Regions from separate parts of the Homo sapiens genome. Here regions 2 and 3 are each linked to region 1. A link is a loop called in an ENCODE intact Hi-C map of the cell type or tissue named here. Cell type or tissue: dorsolateral prefrontal cortex. All regions are shown on one strand.

What was found. Hi-C counts contacts between places; a loop is a spot of excess contacts. Peaks named below come from ENCODE experiments on the same cell type or tissue, not always from the same donor. Only the 100,000 strongest peaks of a DNase experiment are listed, where the experiment ranks them.
Region 2: it touches region 1 in a loop (4-fold over the local background); 5 of 110 quality-filtered maps call a loop at or near these places.
Region 3: a loop joins it to region 1, with 5 times the contacts of the local background. A loop is called at or near these places in 61 of 110 quality-filtered maps.

What each region holds. Positions count from the first base shown.
Region 1 is chr7:28,851,877-28,856,876 of GRCh38, forward strand. No RefSeq gene overlaps it. Among named protein-coding and RNA genes, the nearest start is that of TRIL, 100 kb to the right of the region's middle. RefSeq lists a silencer at 2,238-2,437. In dorsolateral prefrontal cortex, CTCF peaks have their summits at 2,476 (motif pointing left) and 2,676; DNase peaks (open chromatin) are centred at 2,195 and 2,505; H3K4me3 peaks cover 1,567 bases; H3K27me3 peaks cover 1,280 bases.
Region 2 is chr7:28,706,122-28,711,121 of GRCh38, forward strand. The region is part of intron 5 of CREB5 (cAMP responsive element binding protein 5); the gene reads left to right. Among named protein-coding and RNA genes, the nearest start is that of TRIL, 250 kb to the right of the region's middle. In dorsolateral prefrontal cortex, no CTCF peak of the experiment used is centred here; a DNase peak (open chromatin) is centred at 2,700; H3K4me3 peaks cover 1,624 bases; H3K27ac peaks cover 4,163 bases.
Region 3 is chr7:28,296,601-28,301,600 of GRCh38, forward strand. It overlaps a transcript of CREB5 not described here. Among named protein-coding and RNA genes, the nearest start is that of CREB5, 110 kb to the right of the region's middle. In dorsolateral prefrontal cortex, CTCF peaks have their summits at 507 (motif pointing right), 707 and 2,470 (motif pointing right); DNase peaks (open chromatin) are centred at 1,388 and 2,461; H3K27ac peaks cover 1,910 bases.

The DNA of each region.
Region 1 (5,000 bases):
AGCACAAACTTTCTTCTGCCTGCAACATTTCAGTAGGGTAAAACATCCTTTCTTTGTATTTGAATTCACTTTTTTGATGCAAGAAGAAAGGGAAAGATCTTGATGCAGGAAAATGGCATTGGCTCACAGATGCTATCTGCCATGCTTTTGTGCAGCTTACTTTATAACATACATGGGGCAGGATTTCTAGACTCTACCTTTCCTCACCTAATAATTCACCCTTTCAGTCCCTGTGCACATATTTATCAAGGTTGGGAACTTTTTTTCCGATTATTTAAAAGTCGTCATTGCAGTTACTTCCTCTGAAACAGACCACCTCTTTCATTAGGAATATTTATGGGAAATAATATATTTGTACAGTTGAAAGTATCACCTGTTTTGCTAAGTCAGTTCTTGTCTGAACTCAAATATGCTGTTAGAGGGTTTACTCAACAACACTCACTAATGGAAAGCACTAATCAAAACTTTTCTACAGCAGTAAATTTTTATATTCTTTAACCACTGGATTCCAATTAAATGTATTCAATATAGCAAGCTTTGATTAAACAAATTTTTAAAAAGAGATTATGTATACAGCCCTGTGGAAAACAAGGCAGGTTAGGTATGCAGGCACTTGTATATTCTTAATAGAAGTCTTTACCTGAAGGTAAAACCCAATAAAGTGTACCCTATAATGTGCTAGAGACCCTATGTTGATTTACCTGTGTTACATCGTCAGCAGAAATCAACTTTACCAGGTACACACCATGCTTATATATTTAATGCATATAAAAATGCATATAAAAGATCCTTTTTTCTTTATATAAAGAATTACTGAATTTCATTAGGCCACATTTTTCTCTAAAAAAGTTCTTTGTTAACCATGGGATAACTGATTGCAAATAAAGGAAGTTACGGCACTGTGCCGATGTTTATAAAGGGAGGGAAAATCCTTAATGTGAGCCTACAATTTCGATGAAAAAGAAAAACCATCATAAATACAAGAGCTGGCCTTACTCTAACATACATTAGCAAGATCTTTCAAAGGATCTCCCTGCTTTCACTGACATATAAGTATTTTCCTAAATGACTCAAAAAAAAGACGTTAGGATACTTAATTGAAGTCTATAAGGAGAGGTCTGGGAATAGGAGGATGAAAATCATTTGGTTTTTGTTTTGAAAAAACAAAAAAAAAATCCATTTTTCCTCATCTGAGGATATTTAAACACAACATCTCTATACATTTTCCATAAAAATATCACAGACCTTTCATATGTCAGATTCCCCTCCCCCACTATAAGTTTCAGGATTAGTTGCAGCCTTAGAAAAATATTTAATTCTCTTTGCTCTGTGACTTGGCTTAATGAATCTAGGTTGAGTTTCTTTAGGAAATATAAGAAGCCTCTTGACAACTGAGAAGCCTCCCAGACACTCATTTCTGTCAGAGTTTTCCAAAACCACACGAATAAGCTGTGGCCAGGGAGGTGCCTACATCCGACAAGAAAAGAAGAACACGGGCTTCCTTCCCTGACCTCTGCTATGTTTGAGTGAGAAATGTGTTTATTGCTCAGTCTCACTGAGTGTTTAACTGTTCCAGTTGTGCAAATTATGAGCACTTTCAGTGAAAATTATGAGCGCAGAAGCCTTTCTTTATTATTTCCAACTGTCTGATCTGTTTTGTCCTTGTTCACCACCACCTTTGAGAATTGCAAAAAAAAAAAAAAAAACTATGCCAGTTATTTTTGTAATACTACCATTGCATTAAAACCTTTAACCATAAAGTCCTCTAGTGATTTTTCTTTCCCTCAAAATTTGTATTGCTTTTAAAAAGCATTGCATTAAGATTCTGAACGTTTAACGGAGAGAAGGGTGACATTAGTACACATCCTTTTTAAACTCCTGATTGAAACAAAACAAAAACTACGCAAAAGACCTGCTTCTTTGCCTTGGGCCCTGACTTTTTAGGGGGCAGGGTCTTCTGCGAGGGGCGGTTAAGTGGCAGGGAAGCGCAGATCCCGCTGCACGCCGCAGCAGCCCGGGTGTGGAGCGCGCAGAGGGGGCACCTCGGCTGAGTTTCGGGCACGCTGCGCACCCACGGGAGGATTTCAGGGAGGCGGTGGCCAAGTCGGGGAGCGCATGCCGGGGCCGTACTCCCTCCTGGGACAGCGAGCCTTCCGAAAGTCCGAGCCCCAAGAAAAGTTGACCCTGGGTCTGAGAGTAAGAGGGAGGAGCCGAGAGCATGGACTAGAGAGGCACGGAGCCTCCCGGGCCCTGAGGCTGCCGCCTCCCTCCGCAGCAGCCACCTCCTCCCGCCCTTTACAAAGACAAGCTCCTTGCTCCCAGGAGTCGGCCTGCCCATCCCTGAAATGTGCACGTGAAGGAGGTAGCCTTGGTAGCCAGGGAAGGTGCGGTGCCCGTGCCGGGGCCGCGGGGCGTGCGGGAGTCCTGGGCGTCGCCGCACCTGCCGGTCTCCTCTGGGAGTCCTGGGCCGAATCCTCAGTTCGGGCGCCCTCTGGCGCCGCCGTGGGGAAATCATCCGGCGCCAGGCGCCATGCCGCACAACACTGTGGAGCAGCCCTGCCGGCGGGGTGGGTGCCTCCTATCTAAGGCACTGGACCAGGGGCTCTGCCAGCAAACATGGTTCTTCCATCAGCGTGTCGGGGTTGCAGAACCTCAGGGCATGGTTTCCCTCGGCAAGGTGTTAGACGCCAATTATCTTCCCCCGACAGACTTCTGTGAGACTTCAAAGGGAAGAGAAAGGAGGATCCCAAGACTTCCAACTCCCTCTTCCTCCCTCCCTACACACGCGCGCACGCGTAAACACACCCACATGCACACAAACACACACACCCTATTCTTTACCTATCCACAGGATCTCTAACATTATTCTTAACCCCATGTGATGGCTTTTTTGATATGTCAACTTGACTAAGCTAAAGTTCCCATTGATTCACCAGACACTAATCTAGCTGTTACTGTGAAAGGGTTTGATGATGTCATTCAAGTCATTAATCAGTTCACTTTTAAGTAAGGGAGGTTATACTGGATAACTTGGGTGGGCCTGGCCTAATCAGTCGGAAGCCCTCAAAGCACAGCCAAGACTCCCCAGAGAGAGACAGAGACCGAGACAGAGAGGAGGTCACATCCATGAACAACAGCGCAGCCATGCCCAGAGCTCCATTCTGCTTTTTAGCTTCCCCTCCTGACTCCCTGTCCTGTGGACTTTGGATGTGCTTAGGCAGCTCCCACAACACCATAAGCCAATTTTTTTTTTTTTTTTTTTTTTTTTTTTTTTTTGAGATGGAGTCTTGCTCTGTCACCCAGGCTGGAGTGCAATGGCACGATCTTGGCTCACTGCAAGCTCCGCCTCCCAGGTTCACGCCATTCTCCTGCCTCAGCCTCCCGAGTAGCTGGGACTACAGGCGCCTGCCACCACGCCCGGCTATTTTTTTTGTATTTTTAGTAGAGACGGGGTTTCACCGTGTTAGCCAGGATGGTCTCGATCTCCTGACCTCATGATCCACCCCCCTCGGCCTCCCAAAGTGCTGGCATTACAGGCGTGAGCCACCGCGCCCGGCCAGCATAAGCCAATTCCTAGTAAGACATCTCTGAATGGATATATTGGTTCTGTGTCTGAGGTTGAACACTAGCTGGTACAACCCACACAATCCAAATCAGAAAAAGTATGAAGGAAATTCAGAGTGCCAGAAGATGCCACCTCATCCCTCCTATCTGTCAGTCAGTATTCTCTGAATGTCTAGCAGTGGCAGGCACAAGACACTGTACTCTGGAGATACCTCCAAGGACAGAGCACACTGGGTTTCTTCTTCGATTTGGGCTTCAGTGCCTGCTGCTAAGTTAGATGGGTGAATAAGAGAGGCAGTGGCTATAAAGGTTAGTGAAGCTCTCTCTCTCTCTCTCTCTCCCTCTGACACACACACACACCCCTCCATGTGACAACTTTGGAGTTTTTAAACCTAGACCAGAAACCAGCTTTAATTAATGGTTTGTTGTGGGTACTTGTGGCATGCTTGGAGCTACACAAAAATACAGTAGGAGGAGGACGCCTGTGAGGAGAAGCAGACAGCAGTCTTTGCCTTGCGGGCCCTCTATCTATCACCACTAAAGGTAAAATGCTGTTTATCCATTGCCAAACCTCCTGAGTCATCCACCCCCACAGTGCATTTTCTTTGCACTTACTGTTTCTATGCATGGCAAAGGGGTGACACACTGATAATGGATCAGAGCAGTAAAATGTTGGCAAAGACTCAACAGGCTGGGAAGAGGAAGCCTCCTCTCTAGATTGATCCAGGGCTACTGGTCCTAGACCAAATTGGAATGTCCAATAAAGACCGCATTCCTTCTCTAACATCTACCCCTTCCCTGAGCATCAAGGCCTGTTCCAGGATGGCAGTAACCCTGTGTAATTCAATCCAACAAATGTTTAATGAACACCTACCATGCTACAAGTCCACCCTCTACAATCTGGTGTCCTGAAATGGCTTTTGTAATTATCATTGGCCTGCAAATGGCTTGCTATATTAAGTGGATAACTTTCATGGATATTCTGTTGGCTTCTCCATGAATTTTTACCTCTTGGGCTATTTTCTCCTGGAGATTCACACCGTCCCTTGGGCTCAGTCACAACTCTGTCTGGATTTTATCTCCTGTTTGTCTTGTTTGTTTCTTTTCAGCCCTCTTTAGAAGGATTTCCTTCTCACCCCCACTCCTCCAGATTTTAAAGTAGGTGTGTTCAAGGCTCTGTATTGGCCACCTTCCTGACCCTATTCCTATCTATTCTCCCTCCTCGAGAGATGAACAGACCTCTGCTGACCTCCAAGTCCTTATCTCTAGCGTGGACCTCTCTCCTGAATCCATTATTCTCTCTGTGTGGACACTTGGGCATACCATAAGAACCACGAATGTAACACTTTGTTAAGGAACCTCATCGTCTTCTTTCTCTTGCCTCTAACCTCTTAATCATCTGGAAAACACGAGCTGAATTAACAATGCCAGAAACT
Region 2 (5,000 bases), 150 kb before region 1:
AGGCGGGTAGATCACCTGAGGTCCGGAGTTCGAGACCAGCTCGGCCAACATGGCGAAACCCCATCTCTACTAAAAATACAAAAAATTAGATGGGCATGGTGATGGTTGCCTGTAATCCCAGGCACTCAGGAGGCTGAGGCAGGAGAATTGCTTGAACCTGGGGGAAAGAGGTTGCAGTGAGCTGAGATCGTGCCATTGCACTCCAGCCTGGGCAACAAGAGTAAAACTCCATCTCAAAAAAAAAAAAATCTTTCTAGCACTTTTGCCCTTTAGGATGTAGGTATCTGTGGGTGTTTGTATGTAGCAGGTGTATTTATGTACATAGATTGGACACAGTGTCAATCTCAGAACCTAATAATGGAATCAATTTTGTCTACAGGGAAGCCATACTCAGTGGTTTCTTTGCTTGTGTGTCCAGTCCATGAGTAGCTTGGAAAATAGCAAAGCCAGGTTGAAAAGCCATTTGAGATCCTTGAATGCAAAGTGTAAAGTACATGCCAAGTATCATTATTATGAGCTTTATTGCTACTATTTTACTAAGTGTTTCAGATTAATATCAATTCTGCTTCATGATAAGTGCTCTTGCAAAGTGGGAGAACTTGCAAGGTAGCTCAGGGAAGGTTGCACAAGAGAGAGCACACAGTTTCCTAGAAACTTCACCCTTCCCCCATACCCCCTGTTCAAGCCAGTGGTAGCTTGACTGTCCCTAGAAATCAGGATAGTGTTTCAAGTTATCATAGCCCTTAAAAAGATGACTGTCATGGATGTGACATAGGGGTATAGCTGCCAGGAAATAAGAGATAGTGGACCATGAGGTAACGTTGTTAAGTCTGTTAAGAAACCTCTGTGGGGCTCCTATTGTGTGCCAAGCTCAGTGCTCTCAAATATTCTCCCTTCAGCCTAGAAGAGAGACTGGTACCTGCTGTAAGGGGTCTGGCATGGAGAGAAAGCCGGCTTCCCTGAGAAGAGGATGGGGGATAACTGGGGACTCACAGTAATGGAGGAGACACCCATACCCCTCGGAGAGGCTGGGTGTTTCTGGGTCTTTTCCCCAAATGCTTCACCCCCAAATTTAGAACAATATAGCTTTACTTTGTGTTTTAAAATGACAGTTGTATTAACTGTATTTTCTACAGCAGATCACTCATCTCTTAAATAGATTATGCATTGATCGTCTTCAAAGGGCTAAGCACACTCAAAATATTCTCTAAAGTCATTCTCATGCCATACCTGTGACATGGATATTACAGCCACGTAGTTTTTGCCAATGAGAAAACAGAGGAGTTAGATGCCTTGCTAAGATCACACACTCCTGGTCGGTGGCAGAGCCAGGAGGCGGCCAAAAGCCTATGCCTGTCAGCCCCACAAGGCTACCTTATTGGATTTCCTGGTTAAGGATGGGAGTCAGCGTTATCTCTATCATTTCTGTCAGCCACTATGTCTGGAATAAGTGACAATAATAGACCTAATTTAGGACTCCGAGAGGTTTGCCAGTTCTTCCTCCTTCTCCCTAGAAAGCAAGTCAGACAGGGACAAGTCTATTTTTTAAGAGCCCAAGAAGAGGAAATTTCAAAATCTCTATTAGCCATTTAATTGTTTTACACTATTTGTTCTTGGGAGATATTCTTTTCTAAGTTAAATCCACATGCTGCTGATGTACTGTTACTATTCTGCTTCAGTTGTGTTTGAAAGTAACTGGTGACCATTCTCAGATTATAGTAATTTGCAACTTTGAAGATCATCATCATTATCTGCCAGCCTTCTCTAATGTCTCCCCCATGGGCTAAAGAAGTCTTATTTCCTTTACTTTTCCCATTAAGTCTTCCCTTCCGGCTTTTTAGTATTTTCTCATGCTTCTCTGGAACCTTCTCCAAATTCTCCACACCTCCCCCTTCTCCCCATGATGCCTGACAAGGATCCCTTTGGGAATCCTCACTCTGATCCCAGGGTTTTTGGTGATTTGATCACAGCGGTGATTGAGATAGAGCCTGAAGCTCTCTGTTAGGATATAACCCAGTGAAGAGTTTGCTCAGCCTTGTTAGGCAATGCCCCTTTCCTTGTTCATGTTTCCTTGGAGAATAAGTGATCCTCTCAGCACGCTATCACTTTATCATTAAGAATAGAACTTGAGAAATCAGGCTTTTAGCAGCCCAAGGTTGCATAGTCCATGCATGTAGTCACAGCTGCTGAAAACCACTCCCTCTGGGCCACCGACACATCCCTCCCCTGCCAATGTATCGTGGAGCTAATAAATTCTAGCGCTGCCTTTTAAAGAGCTGAAATAATCCCAGCGAGTGGCTGGGTGGAGGGTGTCATAAATTTGGTCTCCCAGGAGAGATATTTGAAAACTGCCGAAGAGACCCTGCCTTGAGATTCGAGAAAAGGTGAAATAAGAGCATGAGTGAGGGCAGCAGTGAATCGAAGAGCCTTGCAGGAGGCACGGGATAAGCAGAGGCTGCCGGGAAGATCCAATAGATCTTTTATAAGAGTTCTGTTTTCATGGAAGTCTCTTGCTGCTGGAGCTATTGCCATTCAGCTGCAAAATTCCGTCATCTATTTGGAATATAGATATTGGAAGATTGTGCTAGGTGTGGATTCCACCACAGATTATTCGTTAAAATACACTAACTGACAAGCTCAAACCTAAACAGAATTGCTGACTTGGAGCTCAGAATGGGGGTGGGGCTCTCCGTGTGACTGTGAGCTCAGGGAGCTCTCTGCCTCTGCAGAATACCCAGGCAAGTGCGCCAGTGAATGTTTTCATGAATTATTCATTTATGGTGAATGAATGCAAGCAGCAATCACATGTAAATGACAAGACTCATAATCAGAGGGCTACTTATTTGTCCTTGTGAGGCAAGGAGGAATCTTTTTAACAACTCACAACGGAAAGAAATTTAACTGAGAGATGTCTTTCTGAGGATATTTTTTCCCAGCTAGTCAGATGTACAGCACTTATTTGAGTTGCGTTCAAAATCATCTTTTATTTCATCTTTTGGTCTGCATTTACTTGCCTTTTCTAAGTGTAACTTTATGAATAATTGATGGAACTGGGAAGTTATTGGCTGATTGAAAAGCCATCTCTTCATGTCTGTAAGTCTGACCTATGGGTAAAGCCAACTGTTCAGGCTTTTAGGGTCTTTAATGAAAGGTCTTTATAAAAAGCCTTTCACTCTTTATAAGGAAAAAAAAATCAGATTTTGAAAATGGATTTTTTTTCTGACAATAGTACATTAGAAACCAATCCAGCCAGGTTTTTGGTTAATAAATGAATCAAGCTGACTGCATGACTAATTCAGATTAATGGTGCAGAAATCAGTCACTAAAGAAGCCAAAAAAAGTTTGCTTTAATAGTCTTAACAGAATGATCATAAATTCGGATCTCCCCTCCTATTACTGCTCTCTGTGTTTAAAACGCTTGAAAGCCCTAGTAAACATCTCCTCCGCCTAAGTAGATGCAGTGTATATGCTATAAAACAAGGCAAAGTCTCCAGCAGGATGCAGATCTGTTAGCTGTATTATGTTTTATTACTACCATTGGCTTACTTGAAGCCAGGCTTTTATTAAAAAAAAAAAAAGAAGAAGAAGTTATCGTTTGCAAAATAACAGATACTACATCCATAAAATAAAGGCATCAGTAGTACCAAATTCATAAAAAGGAGGCCCAAATTTACCTCGTGTGGTAAACTTCATTTCCAACACCCTGGTGATAATGATCCAAAAGTGCCCTTGTCAATATCGATAAGTCCGTGCGAAGCAGAAATGAGATGTTTAGTTGACCACAGTGTGGGTGTAACTGGTGCCTCCTTGCGCACAGCTTTGAGCATTCTAAAGTACGACCTTATTGCAGGGCAGGCATCCAATTTTTAAAACATAGTGTAGATTGGAGACAGATGAGTGTTCCTGAATTATCCTTGGCCTTTTCTTATGAAATGCCTAAAATATAATTTCAAGTGGAAATTGATTTAATTGATGTGAAAACAAGTGGGTCTAGAACTCATCTAAAAGCTTGAGTTTAAGGGGTGTTGATAAAAACTACACATTACCTTTTATGCTTTTCAAGAACAGAAATGAGTTGTATTAAGCTGTTAATGTAAAATGGAGTTCCATTTATGACTTGTAAATCAATTAATTTATTCTCATTAGTAAGTGAAGATATCTATTGAACGTGATTCCTGGAATGTCCATTGTTAGAGTGATTCTTGATATTTATGTTTTCATTAATAAAAGACATATTTATTAAGCACCTACTAGGTACCATGTACTCTCTTAAGTTTCAGAAATATCTGCTACAGTAAACAGGTAGACATAATATCAGACTCATGAAGTTTATTGTCTAGCTGGGAGAAGAGACATTTTTAAAAATTACTCAAAATTAATGAATTGCTAGATGCTATGGTGAGTGCCTGTAGTCCCAGCTACTTAGGAGGCTGAGGCAGGAGGACTTCTTGCTCCCAGGAGTTTTAAGCCCACCTGGGCACCATAGCAAGACCCCATCTCTAAAAATTAAACATAAATCATTGATGAATTAAATCAGGAAGCTGAAATGGTCCCTTCTAAGAGCCTACAGAACACATTTAATTTATCATTATATATACACCAATTGGAAATTTGTAAATAAATTATTATTTAAATGATCTAACTGGCCAAACCAGTTTTCCTTTCTAAAATGAGAGCGTGCACCAAGCCTGACACATATTTGTTGTTTAATTGATCTTTGATGAGTGATTGATTCATTGATTGAATAGCGATAAATGTTCCTAGAGAAATGTACAGGGTATACTGAGAGCACTCGAGAAAGGGCTCCAGTCTGATGTGGTTGCCCAGAGAAGGTGGTGAAGATTACATATGTCAGGTTTTGTGGCAGGAAGACAGATGGCGCTTCCATGAAGGTGAAAGGAAATCACTATGGCAGGTATACCAGGCCCAGAGCAATGAGCGAGAGAGGTGGTCAGAGGCCAGATGGTGCAAGGTCTTGGAGCTTTGTCATGTTGTGTCAC
Region 3 (5,000 bases), 560 kb before region 1:
TTCTTTCCTTCCTTCTTCCCTTCTCTCTTTCTCACCCTCCCTTCTTCTCTCCCTTTTTTCTCTCCTTCCTTCCTTTTGTGCTATGTCTTCTATTTTTCTCCTGAGTCTCTCCTTAATAGCTACAGTATTTTTCTCTGACTCAGCTACACCATTGCCAGAATATTCCAGCTATATTTCTACTTAGTCACAAAATTCTGAATGTTTTATCCTGTTGATAAATTATTTCTATTTTGAATAAAAAATACATCCTAAGGAGAGACTGTGAGCTTTTCAAATGATGTTGCTATTTGAGAAATTAGATGACAGTGTTTTGAATCATATTAACATATTTCACGAGCATTTGTTGGTCACCTTCTATGGGCCAGTGACTAAATTAGATGTGGGGAATAAAAATATGGCTGAGATAAGACTTTTGTTTGGTGGAGACAGAGGAGTAAACAAGCAATTGCTGTGCTGTAAGATAAGGGCTATGAAAGAAGCATGTTCAAGGTGCACAGTAGGGGGCGCCTGGGGGCCTCAGGGAAGACTTCCTAGCTGAATCCTCCACCTCAAATCTTGTTTCTTATAGTATATGCTTCTTCACCTAAACTCAGAATTGGCACGTAGCCTCATGTCTGGTAAAATCTCCCTCTTCTACTTATCCAAGGGTTGTCCCAAGATCCAAAATACTTCTGGTGACTGTTTGTACCTTCTTTGGATTCATAGACTTCTCTGGAGATAAGCCTCCAGAAAGTGGCCTGCCCAAGGACACACAGACAGTAAGTGGTAGAGTCAATGAAGGACTGATTTACTGTCAAAAAACAAATGTGCTAGGTTCCCATTGTGTGCTGAGAACAGGCTCTGGGGATGACAATGGAGAAACTGGAGCGGAGCCCTTCTGAGAAGGACTTCAAGATCCTCAGGAAATAGCCAGACCTGATGGTGTGGGCCTCTAGTCCCAGCTACTCTGGAGGCTGAGGCAGGAGGATCACTTGAACCCAGGATTTGGAGGCTGGGACTATACCACATCACTGCAGTCCAGTCTTGGTGACAGAAACAGACCCTGTCTCAAAAAAATAAAATAAAATAAAAAAATAAAAAAAAATTCAAGAAGTAACAAAGGTCTTTGCACTACTTACCTAGTGCCAATCTGGGTAATTGTGTTTGTTCAGTCTTTGTCTTTCTGCTAGGACTGCCAACAAAAGTATCAACGCTTGCTAAGTGGGCCAATGTTGTGTTCATGTCATTTTCTTAGGTTTAAGCTTGCTCTCTCTGCATTTGTGCCAGGGAAGATTTGCAGCTCCTATCACTTTAAAATGTCCCCTGGAGTTACATTTTGTTAGATCTTGAGCTCCAGCAAGATTCTCTGCCAAACTTAGTACAGTCTTGGGGCCTCTTGAGTTGTGGAAGCCGGAGGTGCGCCATCTGCTTACTTTAAAATCACAGTGAATGCTGTATGGAACTGGTTATTTTCAGTTCCTTTTTTTTTATTTCCGAATTTTATTTAAATTTCAGGGGTACATGTGCAGGATGTGCAGGTTTGTTACATAGGTAAACGAGTGCCATGGTGGTTTGCCACACAGATCATCCCATCACCTAGGTATTAAGCCCAGCATCTATTAGCAATTCTTCCTGATGCTCTCCCTCCTCCCCACCCACCTTCCTACAGGCCCCAGTGTGTGTTGTTCCTCTATTTTCAGTTTCTATATAACTTTCTGTTCCTTAGACATTTGTTTCTTGGAACCTACATCTATAAGAAGCTTAGCTATATTTCATATTGAGTATTTTTCCCATGAGTGGAAATTCTAAATTGAAAAAAAATCAACTAATCCTACACACAATTCTGTAACAGTGTAGTCTAGGTAAAATGCAATACTAGAATGCCATTCAAATTCTTTACCCGAGAATTAGCTGCAATAGCCAGAAACTAATGTGGCTTTTCAAATATTTAGGTTTAGCGTAATTATAAATGTACATAACTAATGATTCATGAACTCTCAAATTATACATCTGCGTTTGATTTTATGTTGAAGTGTTTTTAAATCCTCAGAAAATGATGTTACCAAATGTTTCTGGCTCACTAAATGTTCTATTTAAAAAAATTCTTAATCAAAGGCAAAGACTCATCCGGCACCTTCATATAAAATTTGATGAGTGGGAGATACATTTCTTGTAATGTAAATGTAAATGCATCCGGCTGAAGGAATTCAGAGACAATCTTCTGGAATCTTAAACACAATTAATAACCCACCAAGATGATGATCACTGGTGTTTTATATTCCTTCTGAGAAAGGCTATAAGACAAAGCATGGATTGACTGAAGATGGAAATACATGTGACAAAGTCACAGTGTGAATGGACAGGTTAGGTCCCCCATCCCATCATCGTCACTGTCTTACCTGACTGCTTACTGCTTATCATCCTGACGGTGCAGGATTCTTCCTTGGCCAGAGAGGATTTTGCTGGAGTCAGAAATTCAACCAACCGTATTGCCACTGGGTGGCACAATTGGAAGTCTCTAAAGAGGTCTGGGCTTTAAAAGGGCCTCTCCCTCTGTCCGAAGGACTGGGATTTATAAATACTAAAGCTGCCGGCCATTGTGATTGCTTTTACTTTGGGACTGTTTATAAAAGTGAGGGAGTCTGTGGCCTTTCAAAGAGTGTGGATTTCACATTGGAAGCCTCTGTGTTGTTATTCTATAGGAAATTAACTGGAGTATTTTTTAAGTTTGTCTTATTTTTGATCTGATGAATCCAAGGAGTGGAGCAAGAGGCAGATTTTGGACACGGTTATGAGAATGACAGAAACTGCCTAAAGCATTTATGCTCTGGCATTCGTCCCTGTTTCTGGAGGTCCAGTAAGGTAGGCAACAGCCATGTGTAGCTATTTAAATTAAAATTAATTAAGATTGAATAAATTAAAAATTCAGACCCTCAGTCATACTAGCCACATTTCAGTTGCTCAACATGTGGCTACTAGCTACCATATTGTACAATACAGATATGGAACATTTCCCTCATTGCAGAAAGCTCTAGGCAAGGCTACTGATATTCTTTTGTTATTGTCCTCAAAAGAATAGACAAATACTGGATGTTTTTTGCTCATGCTACCTGAAAACCTTAGGAAGTGTTATTCACTAGCATTGATTGTGCAATGTGACCCAACAAACATTTATTTAACATTTACCCTATGTTAGATAGATATATTTTGCAATGCTGCAATGTTGTGTTACCAAAGTTTAGGAGCCAGGGCAAACTAATATACACATTGGATAATGTGTTTGATGGACATCAACATGGTCTTGAAATTGAATCTACATGTTGCGTATTGTAAGAATCAATCTATACCACTAAGATTTTGATAATTAAATGTAATTATTCAGTCAGTCCTAATTTCTCCGGATCCATTTTTGTGTAATGTGTTGCCCTTTTCATCCTGTTTTCCGTTTTGTTATTTATACTGCTTTTTAGCTTTATTTATTTATTTATTTATTTATTTATTTATTTATTTATTTATTTATTACTACCTTAGGTGTTTCATTTCACTCATACAGGGAGGGATGCTCACCTTGTCAAACTGTGACCCTCCATTACCCGTGCAAGGATTGCTTGAACTAGGCTTCTCACCTTCCTCATATGGTGCTAGTTCTCAAGTTTTGGCTCCCATTGAGAATATCACATTTACACACTGACTGAATGGGCTGTGAGAAGATAATTTGCTTGTCTAATATTTGTGTCAACATTCAGGAGTTTTGATTACATTTATATGCCGTCAAGGCAGCTTGGTGAAAAATGAAAATTTCAGGCAATTTTGTCCTTTTCTCAACAGAGCGTATGTCCATCTCCAGGTGGCTGGTGTTGGGTGGACAATAAACAGATTCAATTCTACAGTTATTGAACATGTCTATGTGCCATGCCCCTGTGCGTAGTACCTGTGGGGACAAAGGTGCATTCAAAACAGCCCATGCTTTTGAGGAGTTTTCATACTAGCAGTAAAAAAAATACACATTTAAACAAAAATCCCAGTGAACATTTCCTGTTGCCAAAACGTTTTGAAACCATGGATAGTCTGTGCCGAAACTGGTTGAGCATTAGTGTGTGTGATTTAATGTGATGAAACACATTTCACACGGAGTTAGGGAACTAATATGATTTTTTTATAGACTCATCTTTCTGTAGGACAGTGGTTATCAAACTTGGCTGCACATTAAACTCTCACGAAGGGCATTTTTTTAAAAATACTACTCTTCAGGGCCAACTCCTGAATAGTGGTTGTCAAAGTATGGTCCACAGACACACAAAACCTTGGAACTTGTCATAAATGCAGATTCTCAGGCCCTGGTCCAGACCCCTGACTCAGAGACTGGGTTTGGGGTCCACCAATCTGTGTGTTAACAACTCCTTCAGTGATTCAGATATTTAGAAATTTAAGAACCACTGCTCTAGAGACTGTGATTTAATTGGTTCACAGTAGGATCTACATTTTGATCTTTTTAAAGGCTCTTTTTAAAGGTGACTCTAATATGTAGACAGATTTGAGAACCACCGCTCTAACAGAAAAGTTGCTCAAGCTTACTTTTTGATTAGGAACTGTTCAGGTTGGTGTGACGTCAGAGAACCAGTTATTTCAGCTGTCCTTGGATTGTGGTCAACCTGTCTGGCAGGGATTTTCATGCGTTTCAAGTACATGAGGGGAAGAATCCACTCACTCTAGACTAGTGTGTGTGGGAGCAAACTTTAGTGTTGACCAAAACCCATTGGGAAATAATTCCTAAACTGAGGTAGACGAGTGCTACTCAAACACAAATGTTCATACAGATCACCTGGGGATCTTGTTATTATACATGCAGAGTCTGCCAAGGTAGGCCTGGGCTTGGCCCGAAAGTCTGAAAGTCTGCAATTCTAACAAACTCTGAGGTGCTGATGTTGTAAGCTCTGGAACTTTGAGCAGTGAGTTAGAAATTATGACTCAGGTCCAACCCCGGATATACTGAATAAGGATCTGCATTTTAATAAGATCCT